Regions from separate parts of the Homo sapiens genome. Here region 2 is linked to region 1. A link is a contact called in ENCODE Hi-C or POLR2A ChIA-PET data. All regions are on one chromosome and are shown on one strand. Each heading gives the region's core, a stretch centred on a gene start or an enhancer-like site at or near the end of the contact. The rest is flanking DNA. Distances are from core to core; before and after follow the strand shown. Region 1 overlaps LTBP1 (latent transforming growth factor beta binding protein 1). Region 2 holds the start of RASGRP3 (RAS guanyl releasing protein 3).

Evidence for each region. A loop is a pair of places that touch in the nucleus more often than their neighbours do. ChIA-PET counts read pairs that join two places held with the same protein, here RNA polymerase II (POLR2A). Pooled maps may share reads with other maps.
Region 2: a pooled map shows a loop between it and region 1 (2.6-fold over the local background). The contact joins the promoter of RASGRP3 here to the enhancer-like site in region 1. A Hi-C loop is called at or near these places in 2 of 37 single-sample maps with no recorded cell type and 6 of 50 pooled maps. POLR2A ChIA-PET finds 5 or more read pairs at or near these places in 1 of 52 experiments (activated CD8-positive, alpha-beta T cell).

What each region holds. Positions count from the first base shown.
Region 1 is chr2:33,274,599-33,277,342 of GRCh38, forward strand. LTBP1 (latent transforming growth factor beta binding protein 1) reads left to right here. Exons shown (of 34, transcript NM_206943.4): 17 at 367-492; 18 at 1,203-1,325. Among named protein-coding and RNA genes, the nearest start is that of MIR4430, 140 kb to the right of the region's middle. Within about 2 kb of position 1,318, at least 11 of the 41 ENCODE cell types and tissues checked have a DNase peak (open chromatin) inside an H3K27ac peak, as active enhancers do.
Region 2 is chr2:33,475,399-33,478,142 of GRCh38, forward strand. It overlaps RASGRP3 (RAS guanyl releasing protein 3), which reads left to right and starts at 1,251. Exons shown (of 18, transcript NM_001139488.2): 1 at 1,251-1,309. RefSeq lists an enhancer at 587-906.

The DNA of each region.
Region 1 (2,744 bases), core at 68-2,567:
ACATGCACGGAGGAAGAGTCTCTTTCATGGCATTTCTGACTCCCTACTGACAGCAAATTCCATTGCTTGGATGTCTCTCGTTATCAGGAGAATCCTTCTGTGTTGACCTGAAATCTGCCTCTTTGAAACACCAGTGTCATGGTTTTGTAGTTTTAGCCTTTGAAGTGATACACAGTAGGCTGCTTCTCTCTTCCAGGAACAATCCTTCAAGTACGCGAGGAGAAAGATCGTGTCTCCTTTTGCTGTTGTCCTCAGTTATAAAGGTTGGGTGGTACCCAGGGAATAGTATGATGGTATTTTACAGAACAGGGAAACTAAGTTCTTGCTACACAGAACTAATATTTTTATATGTATTTTTGTTAACAGATATTGATGAGTGTACTCAGGTCCAACACCTCTGCTCCCAGGGCCGCTGTGAAAACACCGAGGGAAGTTTCTTGTGCATTTGCCCAGCAGGATTTATGGCCAGTGAGGAGGGTACTAACTGCATAGGTAATGGCAGCATTCTTCCTGCTTACAAATTCTTAGATCTGAGTTTTTAGATCCCCTAAGACTATCATCAGTTCAGTGCTTATCCAGACAACCCAGAATTTTTTATTAAACAATTATCATGACAGCAGTCTGCTAGATCCCAGGTGATATAAAAATGGATTTTTTTCCCCTAACATTTTTGAAGAAAGAGTGTCATATATGTGCATAGACAAGATACATTAAATGTTACTTTTGGACCACCCTGCATGAATCAAAACTGGATGATTTTGATGTGTGTCAAACAAATCAAAGGGAAAGTAGAAATCAGTTACTGGCCAGGCGCCATGGCCCACACCTGTAATCCCAGCACTTTGGGAGGCCGAGCCTGGCGGATCACCTGAGGTCGGGAGTTTGAGACCAGCCTGACCAACTTGGAGAAACCCTGTCTCTACTAAAAATACAGAATTAGCCAGGCATGGTGGTGCATGCCTGTAATCCCAGCTACTTGGGAGGCTGAGGCAGGAGAATTGCTTAAACCCAGGAGGTGGAGGTTGCAGTGAGCCGAGATCACACCATTGCACTCCAGCCTGGGCAACAAGAGCGAAACTCCATCTCAAAAAAAAAAAGAAATCAGTTACTTCGTTATTATATTTGAGCTAAGCTGGGAGATGGGAGAGGTTTGAAACAGTATTTGGAACACAAAACTCAACAATGCTATCTGCTCTTCGTAGATGTTGACGAATGCCTGAGGCCGGACGTCTGTGGGGAGGGGCACTGTGTCAATACTGTGGGGGCCTTCCGGTGTGAATACTGTGACAGCGGGTACCGCATGACTCAGAGAGGCCGTTGTGAGGGTGAGTCAGCTGAGAGTGTTCAGCACACATGACGGTGATGTGCAGGGTTGGTAGGCACCTTGCCTGGTTCTTGTTTCCTTCCCACACTCAGTGCGTGACACCAGTTTATCCAAGCTCTTTCTGCTTCCTAGATTCACAGGCTCTTTGCCTCTTCCTTTCACTGGCTCTTTTGGGATTATTTTCCATCTTCATGCTCTCATTATTTTTCACCTCAATATCTGCCTCTCTGGTATTTGGAATGAAATCACCATAGAATGATTAATTGCATCATATTTAGTAGAAACACAGACTTAATTACAGAGTCCGGACCATTCATCTGGGAACATGCTGCAGGTGTAACCAGTGTTGATTTTTTGTTTTTGACCTTTTCACCTACTTACATTCCTTTGTCTCCAATGCTTTCTTTTACATGTGTTCTGGTACTTTCTCACAGACTCCCCAAGAAGCATGGTCTGACAAACTTTGGTCAGATTCCAACTGTGCTTAATAAAATTTCCTCATTATTGACCACAGCAATGAGCTTTCTCTCATTATAAAAATGTTATAAAAAGTATTTATAGCATGGTCACAATTATTATCCTTTTCATATTTCTTTTCACGTTTGTGTCCAAGTTGCTCTGGTTCTTTTTGAAACCAATGTAGTGAGGCCAGGCACGGTGGCTCACGCCTGCAATCCCAGTGCTTTGGGAGGTTGAAGCGGGTGGATCACTTGAGGCCAGGAGTTTGAGACCAGCCTGGCCAACATGCTGAAACTCCCTCTCTCCTAAAAATACAAAAATTAGCTGGATGTGGTGGCACACGCCTGTAATCCCAGCTACCTGGGAGGCTGAGAAACAAGAATCACTTGAACCTGGGAGGCAGAGGTTGCAGTGAGCTGAGATCATGCCACTGCATTCCAGCCCAGGTGACAGAGAAAAACCTTGTCTCCAAAAAACAAAGCAAAACAAAACAAAACACTATGGCACTTTTTTTGCAATTATTTTCATGAAGAAATACACTGACCTTCTGCTAAAAACCTGTCATGGAAATATGAGGGTGAAGGAACACGGGATCTGTGAGGGCACGGGAGCATGGTGCTGGTTCCTTGGGGTTCCCTGCCTGGCTGTCAGCAGAGCCTAATAGATCTGGGCTCTGTTAGGTGGGGCAGGATGGACTAGGTTGGCACAGCCAGCCCTCAGCTGTCCCCTGGCTTCTGCCTGTTGGTTTTCTTCACTGCTCTAATGACCCAGGCCTGGAGGGAGAGCTAATTAGACATTTTTTGGCAGCCTACACTTGCCCCTCCTGCTGGTGTCTTGCCTCTGCCCCTTGGGTTCTAATCTAGAGAGAAGTGGGAGTGTTTTATGTTGCTGGATCTCTGATCAGCATGGAGTTTTGTACCCTCCCCGAGGGCCACGAGGCTACAGAACAAGCACAGGTGTA
Region 2 (2,744 bases), core at 1-2,500, 200 kb after region 1:
AGACAAAGCCTAAATATAAAAGATTACTCACACAGGCTCTTACACTGAGTAAGATATTATGTGTTAAAAATCAGGGTTAATAGTTTAACAGGCACATTATGGTTCAGAAATCCCCTGGGGGACTTCAACCATCTTTTCTGGATGTTCACTTTGCCAAATAGGCTGCCTCTATGTCATATCTCTACCTGAAGGGCAGGCTCAGACACTGATTCGGGGAAGTGTCACCCTTACTATACCAAGAAGTCAGACATCCAAGGTCAGACACTACGTAAAGTCAGATACTTCAAGGGCTTTCCTTGGAAGGGAGGATGAAAAGGGAAGGGTGGGAACATCAGCTCAGGTGAGACATATGAATTCAACAAAACATCAGGGATGGTTTGCCACGTTTGCGAGCAGCACAGAAAACGGCAGTTTGCTCCAAGTTCCCAGCACACCAAAGGGGGCAGTAGTGCGTCTGTAAAGCGCGTTGTCAACTTGGTGATAATTTCTGTTTGCATTCACACTCGCCGGCTGATAATCTCAGCTGCTCGATGCAATTCAACAGATAACAATGCGGAAGTTTGGTCTAAAGCTACCTGAAATCACTTCCAAGAGCTCTTCAGATAAAGCTGCCTTTGATAGTCTTCATTAACCCCTCCCATATTTGCCCCTCAGCGTCCCTTGGCTTAGCAGCCCCGGCCTTTGAAGTCCAACCTAAGCATTCTTAGATGGTGAGTGAGGGTCTGCCTTCCCCAGCACCAGCCACCTAGTCAGGCTTGTGGCTCGTCTAACAAACTGGAGCCTGAGATTCTGAGAAAACGAAACCAAACAGTTGTACTCCGGGGTTAACACAGAGCAACTTCCACCTGCTGTGCGAGTTGGTGATCCTCTCTCTTGCCGTTCGAGAGCCCCAGTGAAACTTGAGTGAGATGAGAGAGCATGGAGCCTGCCAGTCTCCCCCTCTGCGCACACACACACGCAAACACATTTAACTTTCCACTTGCAGTGACCTGCCCTTCAGTGTGACTTATCAGCTGTTTGGCTTTTGTCACTAAAGGAAAACAAATTGTGGAATATCCCGCTCTGCATGCTCATGAGATGGCTGAGCCAACTCAGGGGTTATGAGGTGGTTTGCGAGTGAGGAGAAGAATGATCTTCAGTTTCTGACCTCCTGGCACGGTGGCGGGCGGTATTTATCAGGAGGTACATGTGACTGGTTAAGACTCAGAGCCCCAGCTTGAAGGAAACAGCTGCTCTCGGCGTGCTCCGGCACTTGGCAGCTGGACAGGCAGAGTGCTGATGTGAAAAATACCACGACAAAACCACCCTAGTAAGTAACTGGAGAACTTTCCTCTCTCTCTCTCTCTTTCATTCCCTCTCCGTGTGTGTGTGTGTGTGTGTGTGTGTGTGTGTGTGTGTTGCAAGCCACCAACAACTTTTGATTTTGATTTTGGTTTCCCTCTGGCACGATAGAAGGAGATATTTTATTTGTACCTGTTAACAGCCATTGGTGTTTTCACAGCCCTTTTTTAGAACCTGTTATTTTCGGCAACGTGTCTTGTAACTTTGAGGATGAATGGGGCATATGGCTTCATTCCTGTCTAGGAAACAGAAAGTTTGTTTCCCAGTGTTCAAGATTTTTCTAGTCCATGGTGTTTAGGTTCAAAGTCAAGTTCAGGTTATGAAGTAGAGACTTCATTGAAGTGAGTTGATGACTAGATTTGATTTTAATCTGTTTCTACCACTGAAACCTGAAAACGTAGTTGTTTAAAGTAACTTGTGAATTTATTGTATGGCTGATTTGATTTTTCCTATTCAATTTTTGAGAATATCTCATTTAACTGTGTAGAACTGTCTGCAATATAGAAGACTGACAAAATAATATTTAGATTCACATTAGAAATCATATTTAGATTTCTTGCATGGTTTCCAACTAATTGAAAGCTGTATTTTATAGCGACTTTTTTTCCCCCCAACAAGCTAATTCACCTTCATTACTTTAAAATGTTCAGTTGCCCCTGGTCTTCCTTCACCTTCATTACTTTAAAATGTTCGGTTGCCGCTGGTCTTCCTTATTTTAGTGTTTTCGTGATACTCAGGCTGTTTTTTCCTTGTTTATGACCTGACTGGGAAAGTGCTGCCTGCAGCTGATGATTAACTCTGGGAGGCCTGGCATCCAAATTACGGAGAGAACCGGCTCCTTCTCAGGTTCATTCAGCAGTAATGGTGCTTGCGCTTGGGCGAGCAGCAAAGCAGGCACCATGCTGGAACTGAGCTGTTGTTCGGTGACTTTTGTCCTTCCTTGGTAGTCACCAGACAGAATGCTTCAGAGGAAAGGCAAAAGGGGAAAAGAGAGAGGGCAGAGCTCTAAACTGATGACGTAAAGCTCTGAAAGTGACAGGTCTTTGAATCAGAGGCTGCAGGGAGATAACCAAACAGGTTCCTGTTTCTGGAGATCGCGTGGATCTTGAGGAGGGTGGGCAGAGAGGGGCTGTTTTTATTTGAAGTCTCACCAAATAGTTGTTTTGCTTGTGATAAGCCTAGGACAACCTGGAGTGCGCTTGTTTCCTCGTGTGACAAATGGATTCTCATACAGGCTCAAGCTATACGGTTTTCTTTCGCCCTCTGCCCCCTGCCATGAGGGAACACTGTTCTCTCCCCACCCTTACCATCCTTTGTTGTTTGTGGAGAATGGATTAAAAATGACCCAGGGCACGGCACTTCTGCGATCGAGTTTCCCTCAGCACAGTGGGTCTTGAGTACCG